2 separate regions of the Homo sapiens genome follow, and region 1 is linked to region 2. A link is an interaction called in ENCODE POLR2A ChIA-PET data of the cell type or tissue named here. Cell type or tissue: K562. All regions are shown on one strand. Links, peaks and the distances in the headings refer to the core of each region. The heading gives the core; the rest is flanking DNA. Region 1 overlaps LOC101928105 (a long non-coding RNA gene). Region 2 overlaps SELENOT (selenoprotein T).

Region 1 (10,065 bases), core at 853-8,852, 110 kb before region 2:
CAGCTTGGAGCATGCCCTTCCCTTTCCCTTATCTCGCCCACTATGCTAATGCTGCTCATCCCTCAAGATCCGAGTTATTCCTCCTCAATTCAATACACACCAATCAACTGCCCTGTGCTTGGTCCTGTACTTTATATCCTTGATATGGTTTAATTTTCAAAACAAAACACCTTGAGGTGGGTATTATCACTCCCATTAACAAACAAGAAGGTGGGGGCTCAGAGAGGCTAAGTAACTTGCCCAAAGTCACACAGCTTGTAAGCAGTGAAAATGGGATTTACACTCAGGAATGTAGCCCTTCCAACAGCCCTGCTGCCTGCAAAAGTGACTCAGATATGGACTTTACAGTCTAGCAGAAGTCTGAAAGCATCAAACAAAGAGGCAACTTACAGTAGCATGAAATATGCAACCACAACTACATCAACTATGTTTGCAAAGCAAGTTAAGACAAGGACGTACAAATTGCTATGGAGTTCAAAAGAGGATTGGAAAAGGCTTCCGGGAGAAAGCAGCGCGTGCATTGGGCCTTGGGTGTTGGGTAGGTTTTTGCAAGGCTGAGGTAGTTAGGAGGATGTGCCAAGAGATCAGCCTCTCCTGGATCAAGACCAAACCACTCAATGCCTAAGTCCAGCCTTGTCCACCTCCCATCCACTTCTCAGGGCTATTCTTCTCTCACACTTCCTTTGTTCCCGCGTTCCTGACACCCACACAAGGTCAGACACGTAGAACGTGCCGAGTGAATATCAAAGTTCAGCAGTGTCTTGTCTGGTCCCTAATTCTAATCTATCCTTTAACCCATCCTCATACTAGCTAAATTTCAGGACGAACCCTGTCCACAATAAAAACTACTTCTTCTAGAGAATTTGCCCTGCCCATAGTTCCTGGAACACCCCATGCAAACCCCCCACTAATTCACACACCCACAAACTTGTAATGCAGGCCACAGCTGATAAGACCTTACCCAGGCCAGCGGTTCATTGGCTGAGCAGCCACCAGTCAGATTCTCTTGAGAGAGTCAAAGACAGTCAGTGGTGTGCACCAGAGTCACACAGCCCTGGAAAGTCAGCACACTAGCAAAGGAAAAGCCTTGATAGCAAGAGGCCCCTAGGGGTGGAGGGAGCAGCCACTGCCGCCCACCCTGCCAGGTCCTAATCCCTCCCCAGGGAGCCCAGAAACACTCCATTTCCTGCTTTGAGGCATCTTGGAGACAGCCTGCTGTGCCTTCACAATTAATTCTTCTTATCACTTTTTTTTTCAATTTTAGACCATATTTATTCACTCCCACCACCAAAATTGAAGAAAGTAACACACAAAGTTTCTCCCTCCTTCTAATTTTGCTTAATTTTATGATTATTGCTGTCAAGATGTATAACTTTTTTTTTTTTTTTGAGATGGAGTCTCTCTCTGTTGCCCAGGCTGGGGTGCAGTGGTGCCATCTTAGCTCACTGCAACCTCCGCCTCCCGGGTTCAAGCGATTCTCCTGCCTCAGCCTCCGAGTAGCTGGAATTACAGGCACCTGCCACCATGCCCGGCTAATTTTTGTATTTTTAGTAAATACAGGGTTTCACCATGTTGGCCAGGGTGATCTTGAACTCCTGACCTCAAGCAATCCACCCGCCTCAGCCTCCCAAACTGCTGAGATTACAGGCGTGAACCACTGCACCCAGCCAAGATGTATAACTTTTAAAAAAACATTTTATTAGTAAATTTTCAAAAGGAAGGAGAATAATATAACGAATTCGATGTGTTATCACCAACTTCAACCATTATCAACTCTTGGCCAGCTGTCCTGCATCTATACCCTCACCTACATCCACGTGTGGATTTCTTTGAATCAAATCCCAGGCATCATATCATTTCATCTGTATATGTTTCAGTATAGAATATCTAAAGATTAGGACTTTGAAACATACTCACAATACTGTTTTTATATCTATAAAAATTATAAATTTTAATATAATCAAATATCCAGTCAGAGGTCACATTTCTCTGGTTGATATACAGTCTGTTTGAACTGGGATACATATATAAGATCCTTACATTGCTACTGATAAAATGCTTATGTCTTTTTTAATCTACAGATTCTCCCTCCATCTCTTCTCCTTTCTTGAAGTTATTTATTGAAAAACCCAGGGTTCCTATAGCAGAGTTTCCTATAGTCTCATTGCAACCCCAGAATATCATTTTATCAGATTCAGATTTGATTTTTCTTTTTATAAGACTGCTTCAAACCAACCAGGGAACTGTTGGGGAGGAAAAAAAAGAAGACTGCTTCATAGGTGATGGTAGTGATGTGTATGTCTATAACACAAAGGACAATGGCTGTTGCTCTCTTCCTCTAACTCTGTCTGTCTCTTTTAGTGATATTATCGGCCATTGATGGCTCATATTCACTTGTGAGGCATTACAGAATGATCTTTCAAATCATTCCTTTTTTATGAACTGGAAAACTTCTATAGTGACAAACTTCCTCTTTTCAACTATTGGTTTACCGTAAGGTACATTTTACAAGGGAAAGATAACATAAATGCCTGATTATTTTCCTTTATCAGTTTTCAAAACAATGAGGTAGTTTTCTAGCATCCTCCAAAAATAAAACCAATGAAGTAACATTTTAAAAATATATCAGGCAGGCCAGGCATGGTGGCTCATGCCTGTAATCCCAGCACTTTGGGAGGCCAAGGCAGGCAGATCATCTGAGGTCAGGAGTTCGAGACCAGCCTGGCCAAAATGGTGAAACCTCGTCTCCACTAAAAATACAAAAGTTAGCCAGGTGTGGTGGTGCATGCCTGTAGTCCCAGCTACTTGGGAGGCTGAGGCAGGAGAATCATTTGAACCTGGGAGACAGAGGTTGCAGTGAGCCGAGATCACACCACTGCACTCCAGCCTGGATGACAGAGCAAGACCCTGTCTCAAAAACTAAAAATCATTATGTCTCTTAAAAAAAAGAATATCATTATGAATTCATGGATTTTAACTTTTTTATGTATTTCAATTCATTGCCATTATTATCCTTGTTGATACTCATATCATTCCATCTTGGCCTGACAAATGCATATTCAGCTTGGTTCCTGAGTGCTTTTGACATGATCACAAATAGCCTCTGATGTTCCAGGCTCATCTTGTTCTTTTCCTGCACTCAACATGTAATCAACGATGTCTTCAAGGAACCTTGATTTCTTTAGTGTGAAACAATGATTCAAGACCACAGTCTAGGCAGTAGGAGCCCCCGTTATTCAAACTTGAGCCAGTTTGAATGGATTTTCTACCCTGGAGCTGAATAGATGTTGACTAGAATTCTCAATGTTTCCACCAAAATAAGTTATGAAAGAAGCAAATCTGGTCACACAAATCTAATTTAAAATCTTCCCTTTTTTAGACAAGAGTGTCAAGATAATTCAATGGAGAAAGAATAATTGTTTCAACAAATGGGACAACTGGATATTCACATGCAAAAGAATGAAGTTGGATCCCTGCCTCATGCATGTGTGTGTGTGTGTATATATATATAAAAATTTACATGACAGACAGACACTGTCCTTTGTGTTATAGATGTACCCATCACCACCATCAACTATGAAGCCATCAGGGTTTTTTCCCCAATAGTTCCCTGGTTGGTTTGAAGCAGTCTTGTAAAAAGGAAAATCAAATCTGAATCTGAGCAGATTATATTCTTGGGCTGCAATGAGACTATAGGAAACTCTGCTATGGGGAACCTGGGTTCTTCAATAAATAATTTCAAGAAAGCAAAAGAGATAGAAGGAGAATCTATAGATTAAAAGAGACATAAGCATTTCATCAGAGGCAATGTAAGAATGTTTCTATTATATATTACATATTATATATTCATTCATTTATCCAACACACATATATACATACTGCTTCCCTACACTATGCCAGGTACTGTTCCATACACAAAGGATCCAGCAAAATGTACAAAAACTCTAGCCCTTGGCTGGGCATGGTGGCTCATACCTGTAATCACAGCATTCTGGCAGGCCAAGGCTGGCAGGTCACTTGAAGCCAGGAGTTTGAGACCAGACTGGCCAACATGGTGAAACCCAGTCTCAACTAAAACTACAAAAAAAAATTAGCCAAGCGTGGTGGTACAAGCCTGTAGTCCCAGCTACTCAGGAGGCTGAGGCACAAGAATTGCTTGAACCCAGGAGGTGGAGGTTGCAATGAGCTGAGATTTCACCACTGCAACTCCAGCCTGGGTGACAGAGTGAGACCCTGTCTTCAAAACAAAATAAAACAAACAAGCAAAAAACCTCTAGCCTTTGTGTTGCTTACATTGTCATGGAGAGAAGAAGGCAATAAACAAAATATATGCAAAGATTTTATACAGTATAATACATTGAAGATAGTCAATGCTATGGAGAAAAATAAAGCAGGTAGAAGGGATGGTCAGTAGGGGAGTAGGGGAGAGGAGGGATCGCAGTTATAAACAGAGTGATATTTGAGCAAATGCTTGACGGAGGTGAGGGAATGAAACATGCAGCTAATTGGAGGAAAAACATTCTAGGCAGGGGAAATAACAAGTCCAAAGGCCCTGAGGTGTGCATGTCTCGTGTGTTCAAGGAATATCCAGGGAGCGGAGTCCGGGGAAGGAAAGTAGGAGCTGAGGTGAGAAAGTGCGAGGAGAGAAAAACTTTGCTATTTTATTGGAGCAGAGCACAGCGGCGTGTTCATGTCTAAAAAGAGTAGAAATTATTCTGGATGGTGACTCCACAAGGGGAACATATGCAGCTTGCCTGGTTTCAAGATAAGGGCCATAATCAGTGGCACACAGGAGCCGGCACATACCAACTTGCAACAGTCAAATGTTTAGGAATCTTGAGAGCCAGTTGATAAACACAGCTATTATTAAAAATTAAATTCTAGATTTATAATTAAATAAGTTATATTTAACAGTATTATATTTAACAGTATATATTTAACAGTAGCAGTATTTAGTACTTAGAAAGTGGCAAAAGCAACAAATTGGGGCTTGATTTATTAGTTGTTGTCTAGACTTAAGAAAATGATGACGAAAATGTTAATAATAGAGCTTTAACTTAGAATTATGTCATACTTGGAACCATTACATTGCAAATAGAAAAAAAAGTTGAAGAAATATTTTTCTAGCAGTCAAAAACTACTGCCCAAATCAATAAAGAAGTCACTCACATCATTGATGACACTGATGAACCAGTGAAATTTTGACAAACATCTGAAAGTTAAGGCTTCTTCATTTTAATCTTACTGGTACCAACCAGCATTTATGTCATAATTGCTTGTTTGTCAATATCAACCACAGGTTGGCATACAATATATGCCAAGGGTTCAGCAAAATACAAGGTTCAGATACAACGGTTCAGCAAAAAGCAATGAAAACATTCTGAGGGAATCAATAAGCTATATGGAATTTACAGTTTAGAATACTGTATAATTTCTTATTATTTGTACATTGGGTGCTACAATTCCTTTATATCAGTAAGATTTATCTGACACTTGCATGTGTTAAAAAAAAATTTAATTTCTGGAGCACCAGTTGTTAAACATTTACCAGCACACCTCTGGCTACAATCTGATCAAATCCAATTTTACACATCTTAGAGCCCAGACAGATAGAGGAGAGAGAGGCCTCTCAAGGCAACGAAGCAATTAAAAGGAATGGAGTTACTTCAAAATCATTCTGCTCTAGAATTTGGAGTTGGCCACGCTGGAGACCAAGAATTCCTTTGTGTTTATATTTATGATACCTTCTATTTACAGTAGGTGATTCTAGCTCTCCATTTATGGTAGTGATACAGTTTCCTTTTCAAGTAAACTTGTTTAAAGTACCAAAAAAGACAATTTCGAGAAAAATGTTAAGTAAATGATAAACAGGAAATACACAGAAGTGACAAAAATTCAAATGATGACCTGCAGTATCTCCACTGGGAAACACTAGCTCAATGATTAAGAACTCAGGCTGGCTAGGCACGGTGGCTCACGCCTGTAATCCCAACACTTTGGGAGGCAGAGGTGGGCAGATCACTTGAGGTCAGGAGTTTGAGACCAGCCTGACCAACATGGCAAAACCCCATCTCTACTAAAAATACAAAAATTAGCTGGGCGTGGTGGCAGGCACCTGTAATCCCAGCTACCCAGGACGCTGAGGCAGGAGAATTGCTTGAACCCAGGAGGCGGAGGTTGCAGTGAGCCGAGAACATGCCACTGTACTCCAGCCTGGGCGACAGAGCAAGACTTCCCCTCAAAAAATAAAAGAACTCAGGCTTTCAAGCCATATCTGGGCTCAAATTCAGACACTTCTAATTACCGCTACCTTTGTGAATTCATTGGCCTCAGCGTCCTTGTCCATAAAACAGGCACGCTGCCAACTCCACAGGGTTGCAATGAGTTGTGAGATCCAGGGAAGCCCAGGGCCTGGCACAAATGGGAGCTGACAAAAGAGGGGCTCCAGGGAGAAGCCTCATCTGGGGCCTGGCCTCCTCAGCCCAAAACAGGCAATGCCTTCAACTTTCTCTCTGACGTGTATAAAATGTGAATGTTCACAAGCACACACACGCAACAGCAGCACACACTGTTCCCTGACTCAGCGTTCTCCCCTAAGGCCCTAAGTGCTTCCCTCTCCTATCTGCTGGAGCAGCAGGTTCTTAGGGGTTCCTTAAACCTCAACAGAGCCCTCAGTGACAAGTCCCTGGTTCTGCTGGACACTCTGGTTATAAAGAGGAAAAGACTTCTGCCCTGCCCCAGAGAGCTTTTCCCAGCTAGTGCGGGAGACTGGTAAACAGAGTAGAGCTGGTAAACAGAGTACCTGATGATGACCACGGGAATGGCGTGGTCCCCTAGGTCTCCCTGCAGAGCTCCCGTTGCTCTTCTCTGTTAGTCTTTTTTTTTTCGGGGCGGGGGGGTGATGAAGCCTTGCTCTTGTCGCCCACGCTGGAGTGCAGTGGCATTAGCTCACTGCAACCTCCGCCTCCTGGGTTCAAGTGATTCTCCTGCCTCAGCTTCCCTAGTAGCTGGGATTACAGGTGCCTGCGACAACGCCTGGCTAATTTTTGTATTTTTAGTACAGACGAGGTCTCACCATGTTGGCCAGGCTGGTCTCGAACTCCTGACCTCATGTGATCCACCCACCTCGGCCTCCAAAAGAGCTGGGATTTCGGGCATGAGCCACCGTGCCCGGCCTCTGTAAGGCTCTTTTGTTTGCAAGGAATGGCAACTCGGTCAAGGCCTCAAGTGAAAGGCCTCTATTGTAATAACAATACTGCAGCCAACACTGGCGACATTTGTGCTAGAGAGGCTGCAGTGGCTCCTAGATCCCTGCTCCATGCCTCACCAACTGCTCTGGGCCTGGCAGGCTGACCACTGCGTTTTGTAACCACCTAACAGCCTCATCCTTTGGCCTCCAATCAGATTGGCCTTTGGGTATCATGGGCAGGAGATCAGAGTTAGGGAGAAGTCTTAAGAGTATGCATGCTTTCCACTCCTGCCCTGTAGGGCCAGGTTGGCCCAGCTGCACTCTTGTCCAGACCCCCACAGTTCCTGCCCTGTCACCCTGTTTTGAGGCTGCTGGGTGTCTGATAACTACTTCCTCCCTTCGCCTCATCAGGCCTAGGAGTACTAAAGACTTCTCAGCCAGTTATAGCCCATGGTGTTCCACCATCCTTTGTCCCTTCATCTGACCTATACTTTTGTAAATAGTCTCTCAGCCTCTCCTCAGTTACCCAATTTGGGTGTCCTGCCCAGACCCAGACCGCTACCTGCTTACTGAGTACTTCATATGCACCAGCAGGCCCTTCTCCACATCTTATGCCCATTAACTCATTCAAGCATCAAAACAACCCTATGAAGCAGACACCAGTAACAGCCCAGTTTACAAGTGAGGAACCTGAGAAAGAGTGCTCAGTTACTTACTCAAGTTTACATGGTGGGAAGTAGCATGGCCAGGCAGTGTCTCTGCTGACGCTACTCCGTGTTAGGATATGTACAGGAATAGGAAAGTGCGTGTCTATTTTCACTTCCTGGAGCACAGGACCAGCCACACCAGCAGGTTTCTGGCACTCTGGAGTGTAGTTCAGAAATGGAAATCTCACCAGGCCCCACTGGGGTCTGAAGCCTCACTATCTCCTAGCCGCTGGTGTTGGCACATCGGTGTTACTCAGCCACATTCAGTCTGCTTCTCCTGCTGCCAGCACCCTGCTTCTCTCTGCTCTCCTCCAATCCTCACTACTTCTGCCTAGCATCTTCTCTGTGTATCCTTTGATTTCTACTCCTTACCAACTACTGCCAAAGAGGGGACCACTTGATTCGGACAGCCACTAGTCGACTTTAAAAGTCACTGGTCTCAGCAGGGTGCAGTGGCTCCCACCTGTCATCCCAACATTTTGGGAGGCTGAGGCAGGGATCACTTGAGGCCAGGAGTTCAAGACCAGCCTGGGCAATATAGCGAGACCCTGTCTCTACAAAACAAAAGTAACTGGGCATAGTGGTGTGTGCCTATAGTCCCAGCTACTCAGGAGGTGGAAGGATCACTGTGTCCAGGAGTCCAAGGCTGCGGTGAGCTATGATCATGCCACTGAACTTCCAGCCTGGGTGACAGAGCAAGAACCTGTCTCTAAAAAAAAAAAAAAATTAATTAATTAATTAATAAATATTTAAAAAGTCACTGTCTTTTCCCTGAGTCAGGAGATGCATGGTTACCCGACGAGATATAGGGGTCAATGGGAGGGAAGACACCAGCAGACCCACACAGGATTGTTTCATGGCAAAGTAAACAGAGACACACACGAGCAGGAGATTGCACAGCCTGCTCCCAGGCAAAGGTAGACACATTCTTCTAGTGGGTGGGGAAGTGGATACACCCTCCCAGCCCCTTCCGGCTGTGCTGGAAGCTCTGGCTGCTTGCTGGCTCGCCCCAGTGGCAAGAAGCTGATGCAAAACAACCCTTGCACATTACCATGAGACTAGGCGAGGCGAGACTCAGTTTCCCAGGAGCACCCCAGCAGACTGGGGCCTCAGGCCTACCCCAAGTCCATTCCTGCAGGTGTCCACTGGCCAGCAGTCATGGCGACAATGAGAGGGCCACCTAGTGCAGAAATACAGACCAGGCCATCAACGCAAAAGAAGCCAGTGAGGGCCCGTTCGCTGACCTCTCGGAGTGTAGCAGGCACCCAGGTCTTGACAGACTCCTCTATAGCACATTCCTAAGGCACCCTCCGCTCCAGTCTCCCTGAACTTCCCACAGTTCACAAACATACCGAGTTCTTTCACGACTCTGTGTCTCTGCCCAGACTAGTCTCTCAGCCCAGAAGGTCTTTTCCCACCTTGTTCCTGTAAACTACTTCCTGTTCATCCTTTAAAAGACGCTCCTGAGAAAACCTCCTCAGATACCCCAAGCCAGATCAGCTGTCCTGTCTCCTGTGTTCTTCCTTCCTGGTTCTCTGGAACAGCATTCACCTTGTGATACACTGACTTTTTTTTTTTTTAAGCTGTCTGTTCTCTCTCTCTCTTAAACCAAGAACTCCTCAAGAGCAAGGCCTGTGACTGATTCCGTTTTATATTTTAGGGCCCTTTCCCAGACCAGGAGCACACTAGATGTTCCCCAGGCAAGTATTAAAGAACTGAATAGATGAAGAGCAAGGAACATCATCAAAAAACAGCAAATAGGGTGGTGACTGTTGTTTCCCCAAAGCAAGCAGAGCCTGAGACAAAGCTTATATGAAGTTTATTTAGGAAATGCTGGGCATGGTGGCTCTCACCTGTAATCCCAGCACTTTCAGAGGCCAAGGTGGGCAGATCACCTGAGGTCAGGAGCTCGAGACCAGCCTGGCAAAGTTATACACATTCTTATGGTGTATACTACATGGTGAAACCCCCATCTCTACTAAAAATACAAAAATTAGCCAGGCGAGGTGACATGTGCCTGTAATCCCAGCTACTCAGGAGGCTGAGGCAGGAGAATCGCTTGAACCCAGGAGGCAGAGGTTGCAGGGAGCCGAGATCACACCACTGCACTCCAGCCTGGGCAACAGAGCGAGGCTCCCTCTAAAAAAAAAAAAAAAAAAAAAAAAAAAA
Region 2 (10,065 bases), core at 893-8,892:
GAACTTATGAATCTCCAAATACTATCCTTAACATCCACCTAATGTTTTATTATTACCATTGTTGTACTTTTTATTCTTTCTCACTACATGCTGGGCTTTTCTGAGTTCAAATTACTAATTTAATATAATTTCAAATTTACAGAAAAGTTGTAATATTAGTATAAAGATCTTACATAAACACTTCATCTAGATTCATCACATATTAATATTCTGCCACAATTGCTTTCTCTGCAAAAAAATGTATTAATCTTTTCTTTATACCAAAAAAGCAAAGGCAAATATAAAAAAATGTTTAATATTGCTTTTGTTTTACAAAAATAATCTAGATAACCTATAAGCCTAACTACCTTAAAACCAAGAAATGCCACCTGATATCAATGCCCAAGTTTGCACTGGTGTTTACAATGGAGTTGATTATCTAAAATAATTGTATCTTTCTAACTTTTAATGCAGTAATTTGAGAACTAGAGACTTGGTTAGTCAAAACTTGTATTTTATAGATGAACGGGGGAAAAATGAAACCCAGAGAGATAACGTGACTTTTCCGAAGTTATGCATCCAATGTATTATTTCACTCACTCAAATATTTACTGAACGCCTATTTATTACATGGTAAGCACTGTAGCAGGCAGTGAGTATTTAGTGGTGAGTAACACAGATACGGTCCTGTCCTCACTGAGTGCCAGGGATGGGACCAGAACACAGTCTTTGTGATTTGGGGTCCTAGGCCCTTTCCACTAGACCCCAAATTTAACAATTAGATGATTCAAGAGCTATCCTTCATATGTCCAGGAAGTAAGTTCCCTTTGTCCACAATGCCACCATCGGGTACCTATACAATTGGCCTCCTGGGTTTTTCCATGATGAAGATATAGAGATTCTTCTGAGAAGACCAAGCTTATGAGCCCCAAGAAGTCCCTTAAGGGAAACCCTAAGAGACTCAACTAGAGATGTGCATATGCGCAGGCTGAACTAACAGTCAGATTCCCCCTATAGTTACCCACTTTTCTGGCTAATGTGTTTAGAAGCATAAATCTACTTGGTTCATCAGGCCCTAAATCTTCAGTTAAGTCTTAGACCTTTGTGTGAAACTCCAAATAGAATTTAGCTAATAATCTGATTCCAAAAAGGACTTTAAAACTGAACTTTCCTTACTTCTGAAAAATAAAGCAGTTTATAAGATAGCCACATCATACTTTTAGACAAGTTTACTTATGCATATTCCTCCTTATATTTGCTTCCAGACTTGTGAAAACCAAGGAACCCTTTTTCCTATATAATTGCTTTCCCTAAAATAATTTTTCTGTTGTGAAGCAGCAATCACTACTGCTAACAGATGTCTTCCAAAATGTAACATACCAAGGTGGACAAATGTTAAAGGTATACATGGTAAAGAGCTAGTAACCATCACCTCTACCATCTCACCCATTTCTTTCAAATTATTCCACTCTTTTTGGGTCAATGAGTTAAAACTGCCTCTCTCAGTACACCTCCAAATAAGTATATGAACACACTAAAAATGCTGCATCAGCTGCCTATCCTTCTGCTCCGGACTAAATGTCCTCAGGAATTAAACCTAACTCCTGAAAAGAAATCTTTCTTTTTTTTGAGACAGTCTCACTCTGTTGCCCAGGCTAGCGTGCAGTGGCGCGATCTCGGCTCACTGCAAACTCCGCCTCCCGCATTCAAGCGATTCACCTGCCTCAGTCTCCTGAATAGCTGGGATTACAGGCGCCCGCCGCCGTGCCCAGCTAATTTTTTTTTTTGTATTTTTAGTAGAGATGGGGTTTCACCATGTTGGCGAGGCTGGTCTCGAATTCCTGACCTCATGATCCACCCGCCTCGGCTTCCCAAAGTGCTGGGATTACAGGCGTGAGCCACCATGCCTAGCCAAAAAGAAATCTTTTTTTTTTTTTTTTTTGAGACGGAGTCTCGCTCTGTCGCCCAGGCTGGAGTGCAGTGGCGCGATCTCGGCTCACTGCAAGCTCCGCCTCCCGGGTTCACGCCATTCTCCTGCCTCAGCTTCCCCAGTAGCTGAGACTACAGGCGCCCACCACCACACCCGGCTAAGAAATCTTAAGTTTAAGTGCTATCACTTTGCAAATCCCTTTCTAGTAACACAGATATACCTTACTATACGGAATCAACTGTTGCAATTGCTTGATTTAAAATATTTTGGAAACAGTACTTTTCTAAAAGAAGATCTTGCTTACATATTAGATGATCTATGCAGAACAGAAAGGAAATTTCGAAAATACAGCAAAATCTCTTGTCCATGCTATTTCAAATTGGTTTTGTGCTTTTTAAAGTCTATCATAGGCTGGGCATCGTGGCTCACATCTGTAATCCCAGCACTTTGGGAGGCTGAGGCAGGAGGTTCACTTGATCCCAGGAGTTCAAGACCAGCCTAGGCAATACAGTGAGACTCCATCTCTACAAAAAAAAAGAAAAAATTAGCCAGGTATGGTACCACGTATCTGAAGTACCAGCTACTGGGGAGGCTGAGGTGGGAGGATCATTTGAGTCTAAGAAGTCAAGGCTACAGAGAGCCGAGATCACACTACTGCATTCCAGCCTGGATGACAGAGCAGTATGTGTTCAGTGTCCTAATTCATAGTGCCAACCATTCCACTTTCACCTTCTCTATTACATTTGCTGCTAATTGGAGTCAAATGCCTACTTATATCAAACCTAGGCCCATCATAAACCCCAATCTCTCGCATCCTCATTAAAAGACAACATGAACAAGATCTCAGATATTTATTGTTACAAAATAAATACTTGTTTGTGGTTTTCTATTTTCACAATCTCTCCAATTCACTCTCTCGTTTGATTCACAATAGCCATCCACGCATAGCATTGGGTCCCATTTACACAACGAGGCCTAATTCCTTGTCATAGCTGATGTTCCAGAAATACAAACCTGTAACAAGAAGATCCAAACAGAGTTCCTTCTCTAGAAATGAAGAACTGGGATTTTAAAAAGTGACTATCGGCCAGTGCAGTGCTGTAATCCTAGCACTTTGGGAGGCTGAGGCGGGTGGATCACCTGAGGTCAGGAGTTTGAGACCAGCCTGGCCAACATGGTGAAACTCTGTCTCTACTAAAAATATAAAAATTAGCAGGGCATGGTGGCGCGTGCCTGTAGTCCCAGCTACTTGGGAGGCTGAGGCATGAGAATCACTTCAACCCAGGAGGCGGGGGTTGCAGTGAGCCAATACCGCACCACTGCACTCCTGCACTCCAGCACTCCAGCCTGGGAGACAGTGAGACTGTCAAAAACCAAACCAAACCAAACCAAACAAAAACAGTTGCAAACACTTTGAATGAAGATAAAAAGCGTGCTCAGTTTTTTTTTGTTTTTTTTTAAGTTGCATAAACAACACTACACAAGTAGTAGCTTATCAGGTTAAGGAACTATATTATATGAGACCAGGTGATTTCTCTTACAGCTGCAGCACTCTTAGAGCATTACAGTGTCTACCAGTGTAGAAATACACACAAAATGAGCCTAACGTGGCTTCTAAGACGTGGAGGGTCCTGGCTTCTTTATTGGGTTTATTCAAATGTCACCTGAAATCAATCTACAACCAACAGGTAAAAGTACAAGATAAACAGGAAATAAGCAATCCTTCTGCCTCAGTCTCCTCAATAACTGGTACTATAGGCATGTGCCACCATGCCCAGCTATTTTTAAATTTTTTGTTGAGATGAGATCTCACTATGTTGCCCAGGGTGGTTTCAAACTCCTGGCCTCAAGTGATCCTCCCGCTTCGGCCTCCCAAAGTGCTAGGATTATAGGCATGAGTTACCATGCCTTTCCTCAATTTGTTAAAACAAAAATTTTTTTTTAGCATTTCCATCATTACTAAATAAGAGAAAAGATTTAAGACTAGTTATAAGAAACACAGGTTGGCAAGAGATGAGAAAAAAAGGAACACAGACTGAGAGAAACAAATGCACTCTGAATATAATTTTCCTTACATATCCAGCCTGCTTCTCTTAAAACAGTCCTCCAACTCAGCTGTTATTTGCTTTTTCTATTACAACTGGGCTTACCACCACATGCCCATAGCTGCCTTTCAACTATTATAATAATTGGTATGCTGCTTTCTACCTATCCTTCCTCCAATCAGTTCAGCTGCCTGAGTGTAGATTCCATCATAGTATTCACCTGTGTAAAACCATTTCTCACTTTGGCTGGGTGCAGTGGCTTACGCCTGTAATCCCAGCACTTTGGGAGGCCAAGGCAGGAGGTGTATTGCTTGAGCTCAGGAGTTTGAAACCAGCCTGAGTAACACGGTAAAACCTCGTCTCTACAAGAAATACAAAAATTAGCTGGGCATGGTGGCATGCACCTGTAGTCCCAGCTACTTGAAAGTAGACATTCAAATAGCACTTGATTAATATTGACACAGGCCCACTTTATTTAAATGACAATGAATTTCTGACTTTTTAATGACTGCCATTCTAACTGGTGTGAGATGGTATCTCATTGTGGTTTTGATTTGCATTTCTCTGATGGCCAGTGATGGTAAGCATTTTTTCATGTGTTTTTTGGCTACATAAATGTCTTCTTTTGAGAAGTGTCTGTTCATGTCCTTTGCCCACTTTTTGATGGGGTTGTTTGTTTTTTTCTTGTAAATTTGTTTGAGTTCATTGTAGATTCTGGATATTAGCCCTTTGTCAGATGAGTAGGTTGTGAAAATTTTCTCCCATTTTGTAGGTTGCCTGTTCACTCTGATGGTAGTTTCTTTTGCTGTGCAGAAGCTCTTTAGTTTAATTAGATCCCATTTGTCAATTTTGGCTTTTGTTGCCATTGCTTTTGGTGTTTTAGACATGAAGTCCTTGCCCATGCCTATGTCCTGAATGGTAATGCCTAGGTTTTCTTCTAGGGTTTTTATGGTTTTAGGTCTAATGTTTAAGTCTTTAATCCATCTTGAATTGATTTTTGTATAAGGTGTAAGGAAGGGATCCAGTTTCAGCTTTCTACATATGGCTAGCCAATTTTCCCAGCACCATTTATTAAATAGGGAATCCTTTCCCCATTGCTTGTTTTTCTCAGGTTTGTCAAAGATCAGATAGTTGTAGATATGCGGCATCATTTCTGAGGGCTCTGTTCTGTTCCATTGATCTATATCTCTGTTTTGGTACCAGTACCATGCTGTTTTGGTTACTGTAGCCTTGTAGTATAGTTTGAAGTCAGGCAGTGTGATGCCTCCAGCTTTGTTCTTTTGGCTTAGGATTGACTTGGTGATGCGGGCTCTTTTTTGGTTCCATATGAACTTTAAAGTAGTTTTTTCCAATTCTGTGAAGAAAGGCATTGGTAGCTTGATGGGGATGGCATTGAATCTGTAAATTACCTTGGGCAGTATGGCCATTTTCACGATATTTATTCTTCCTACCCATGAGCATGGAATGTTCTTCCATTTGTTTGTATCCTCTTTTATTTCCTTGAGCAGTGGTTTGTAGTTCTCCTTGAAGAGGTTCTTCACATCCCTTGTAAGTTGGATTCCTAGGTATTTTATTCTCTTTGAAGCAATTGTGAATGGGAGTTCACTCATGATTTGGCTCTCTGTTTGTCTGTTGTTGGTGTATAGGAAATCTGAAACAACAGGTGCTGGAGAGGATGTGGAGAAATAAGAACACTTTTACACTGTTGGTGGGACTGTAAACTAGTTCAACCATTGTGGAAGTCAGTGTGGCGATTCCTCAGGGATCTAGAACTAGAAATACCATTTGACCCAGCCATCCCATTACTGGGTATATACCCAAAGGACTATAAATCATGCTGCTATAAAGACACATGCACACGTATGTTTATTGCGGCATTATTCACAATAGCAAAGACTTGGAACCAACCCAAATGTCCAACAATGATAGACTGGAGTAAGAAAATGTGGCACATATACACCTTGGAATACTATGCAGCCATAAAAAATGATGCATTCATGTCCTTTGTAGGGACATGGATGAAATTGGAAACCATCATTCTCAGTAAACTATTGCAAGAACAAAAAACCAAACACCGCATATTCTCACTCATAGGTGGGAATTGAACAATGAGATCACATGGACACAGGAAGGGGAACATCACACTCTGGGGACCATTGTGGGGTGGGGGGAGGGGGGAGGGATAGCATTGGGAGATATACCTAATGCTAGATGACGAGTTAGTGGGTGCAGCACACCAGCATGGCACATGTATACGTATGTAACTAACCTGCACAATGTGCACATGTACCCTAAAACTTAAAGTATAATAATAATAAAAAATAATAATAAATAAATAAATAAAATGACAATGAATTATAGAATCAATTTTAACAAATGTTTTATAGAAGTATTTATATGGTCTATATAATTTCAATTATTTTCCCACTTCAAGCCCTCTGTGAAACATCTCATAAATTCTAAATAAATAATATCTATTTCTTATAAAAATGATTTTAAAGTTCTTCCATCTTCTTACCTACTGGATTTTTGTTCTCTTACCTCTTTCCTATACCTATCAAGGTTCATCTTAATTACCCTGGCTTCTTTAAATATTCTTCCTAGCTGAACTAACCATGAAAGAGAAACCCTGGATCCTAGTTCTAGCTCTGTCACTAAATAAAAATCTTAGATAAACCTACAAAGTCTACTTTTCGTATTTTCATGTGTAAGATCCTTTCTAGCTCTAAATTCTACACTATTGCCTTCTAAAATCCTCCATTAAAAAAAAAAAAAACCCACCTCCATTTCTAGTCACATCTGACCTGCTTTTCCAATCAAGAAACCTCAGGTATATTTATTTTGACTAACATTTTAAATCTGACAAGCTAATCTGTAGCTTCTAAGAATTACTAATAGGAAGGATGTGCCTCACTTGAGCTTCCTCTCACTAGTCATCCCCTACCTGCCTCCATTCACAGCTCCTAAGAATCTCCAACAGAATAGCCAGCTAACTTGAATAAAAGTTTTATGTATCCATTTTCTTTGTACTTGTTAGCATTTTCATTTTATAATGTTTATTATAACAGCGTCTATAAGCCCAGTTTATCTTTTTCTGGCACTGTGGTGCCACTACTCAAAACTGTTCAATAGCACCTTACCTTCTCTTGATCCCAAAGCCTTGGATTAAAAAAAAAAATAAACCTAAAATGTACTGTCTCTTGATGAATGTGCTTTCTCCTGCATGTGCTTTCTCCTGTGGCCAGGGTGGCTTCACTACCACTTATCTTTTGCATCTTGTACAAAACCAGTAACATATCTATCTCTACCTGTAACTACTGCCAGTCTTCAAGAGCAGAAGAGCTATCTTGCAAAGATCCTCTCTCCAAAAAACCTGTGAATCAATCAAGTGGCCAACACACCATGTGTTGAGAATCTTAGGGAACCTAATGAGATGAATGCACCGTCATGTTAATTAACCTGAACCTCTCAATCATCTCTGGGTCTTTTTCTCTAAAAAAAAAAAAAAAAAAAAAAAAAAAAGTTCCCATCTTCTGCATAATTTAGTGAAGAGAATGTCCCTAAAGTATTTAACCTTTGCTGCATCAGATTTTACAATTATCTTCCTTTATTCACTTTTGTGCAACTGCAATTTATATCACATAACACTCCACGAAACAAATCAAAAAATGTATTAAGATGTTTGTACTACGTCCACTCATATTTTTTTTCAGAAAACTACCTTAAGACTAGTAAGTTATTACTAGGCAATGCTTTCCACATATAACAAAGAAACATGCTTTAACAGTGATTTAAAATTTTAACAAGTATGTTGTGCTATGTATGGTTTGAATATGTCCTACAAAAAGCATAGGATGAAAATAATCCTAATGCAACACTGTTGGGAGGCAGGGTCTAATGGGAGGTGAGGCTGCAAGTTCAATCACCTGCTTTCGCTTGCCCTCTCTTTGACCTTCCACCATGAGCTGACTCAGCAAGAAGGCCCTCACCAAATGCCAGCACCTTGACAGTGGACTTCCCAGCCTCCAGAACTATGAGAAAGAAATTTTTCTTTATAAATTACCTTGTCTGTGATATTCTATTATAGCAACACCAAACTATGACAGTTTTTTATGTCTAATTCTGCTCAAAAATCTTTAAATCTTTCGGACTCTTTCATCTTCAAGAAGGTACAGTAAAAATGTGAATAGTGCCAAGAACTCTAACTTAGATATTGAAAAATAGATAAGCTGGAGTTTGTGTGTGGGGAAGGATTCTGTCTAGTCACAATCTTAATGAGAAATATAAAGTATCTTTTAAAAACTCTGCTTCAGAAACATGACTTTTTGGTTTTAGACAATATGTCTAATTAAAAGAATAAAAGCTAAAACAAAATGAACTTTGGAAGTTAGTGCAGAATATAACAAAAGTGGCTTTTTAACTATGGGCAAAATAAGAAGATGGATAAAATAGGCTTACCAGCAGTTTCAACTCTTATTTCTGTTCTGACTCACCAACAGGGGAAACATTAAGATTTATCAGATACTTATGTCCTTGAACAAACTAGCTAGCTAGCTATATTCTTATTAAACCCTCAAGACAATCCTGTGAAGTTCTATCATGCCCACTTTATAATTGAGCAAATAGACTCAGATAGGTTAACTTGTTTTAGTCATATAACTAATAGGTGGCAGATCCAGAATATGAACGAAATTATGTGATACCACCCAAATTACATGACACCAAAATCTAATTATCCTCAAAGGATATGTCTTAACATTAGAAAGAATGACCAACATTAAAAATATATATATATAGCCGGGCATGGTGGCTCACACCTGTAATCCCAGCACTTTGGGAGGCCGAGGAGGGCCAATCACTTAGGGTCAGGAGTTTGAGACCAGCCTGATAAACATGCCGAAACCCTGTCTCTACTAAAAATACAAAAATTAGCTGGGTGCGGTGGCGGGCGCCTGTAATCCCAGCTACTCAGGAGACTGAGGCAGGAGAATAGCTTGAGCCGGGAGGCGGAGGTTACGGTGAGCCAAGATTGCGCCACCGCACTCCAGCCTGGGCGACAGAGCGAGATTCTGTCTCAAAAAAAAAAAAAGCTGAAGACCCCATGTAACAGTGAGCTGGGTCTCCATTCCAGGAGACGCTCGACTCTGAGTCCCGGCCCTCGGCACTGTCCACTGTTTCGGCGCCAGCAGCAGCAGGCCCAGTTGGTGTTCTGCCATGCAGCTAACTTGGTGTGCAGAGTGAACTGCCGCCGACGGAGCGGCCAGGAGAGTGGGGATTTCTGTCAGCGCCGGTACCCCGGAGCTCGGAGACATGAACGGCTTCACGCCTGGGCAGTGGGGAGGCGGCAGCCGCAGTGGCCGCTGTGGTCGCCAGTGCCTCGTCCGGGAAATCGGGGCTGAGGGGCCGGGCGCAGGGGCGGTCTCAGCGGCTGGGCCCCTGGGGGCGGCCAGGCCGGGCTCCTGGCAACTGTGCTGCCTGCGGAGGATGGTGAGCGGTGCGGTCGGGCAGCAGGCAACGCCAGCTTCAGCAAGAGGATCCAGAAGAGCATATCCCAGAAGGTGAAGATCGAGCTGGATAAGAGCGCAGGCATCTTTACATATGTGATTATCATAAAAACTTAATTCAGAGTATTCGAAACAGAAGAAAGAGAAAAGGGAGTGATGATGATGGAGGTGATTCACCTGTTCAAGATTTCGATACCCCAGAGGTTGATTTATACCAATTACAAGTAAATACACTTAGGAGATACAAAAGACACTTAAAGCCACCAACCAGACCAGGACTTAATAAAGCACAACTTGTTGAGATAGTTGGTTGCCACTTTAGGTCTATTCCAGTGAGTGAAAAAGACACCTTAACATATTTCATCTAATCAGTGAAGAATGACAAGAACAAATCAGATCTCAAGGTTGATAGTGGTGTTCACTAGATGTGGAATTGAGACTAAAAACTTGGATGTTAACACTGTTTACCGCTTTTTCACATGTAGAAATGTTCTTTGTGTATTTTTTCTGCAAAAGATTTTCTGATTTTATTTTCTTTGTTTCTGACTCTAATAATTAGTTGGAAACTCATGTAAAATGAGCTTTCCTAAATTAAAAACTATTTTAA

The links. ChIA-PET counts read pairs that join two places held together with the same protein. Peaks named below come from ENCODE experiments on the same cell type or tissue, not always from the same donor. Only the 100,000 strongest peaks of a DNase experiment are listed, where the experiment ranks them.
Region 1: POLR2A ChIA-PET joins it to region 2 with 5 read pairs; 5 of 35 experiments call an interaction of 5 or more read pairs at or near these places.

The regions. Positions count from the first base shown.
Region 1 is chr3:150,724,517-150,734,581 of GRCh38, reverse strand. It overlaps LOC101928105 (a long non-coding RNA gene), which reads left to right. Exons shown (of 3, transcript NR_121657.1): 3 at 1-111. Among named protein-coding and RNA genes, the nearest start is that of ERICH6, 26 kb to the right of the region's middle. RefSeq lists cis regulatory regions at 585-1,276, 4,525-4,917 and enhancers at 6,683-7,182, 8,427-8,926, 8,927-9,428. In K562, for the core only: a CTCF peak has its summit at 1,087; DNase peaks (open chromatin) are centred at 951, 4,741, 6,621, 7,541 and 1 weaker place.
Region 2 is chr3:150,611,077-150,621,141 of GRCh38, reverse strand. All of the region lies in intron 1 of SELENOT (selenoprotein T), which reads right to left. It also overlaps the pseudogene SAP30P1. Among named protein-coding and RNA genes, the nearest start is that of SELENOT, 13 kb to the right of the region's middle. In K562, for the core only: no CTCF peak of the experiment used is centred there; no DNase peak of the experiment used is centred there.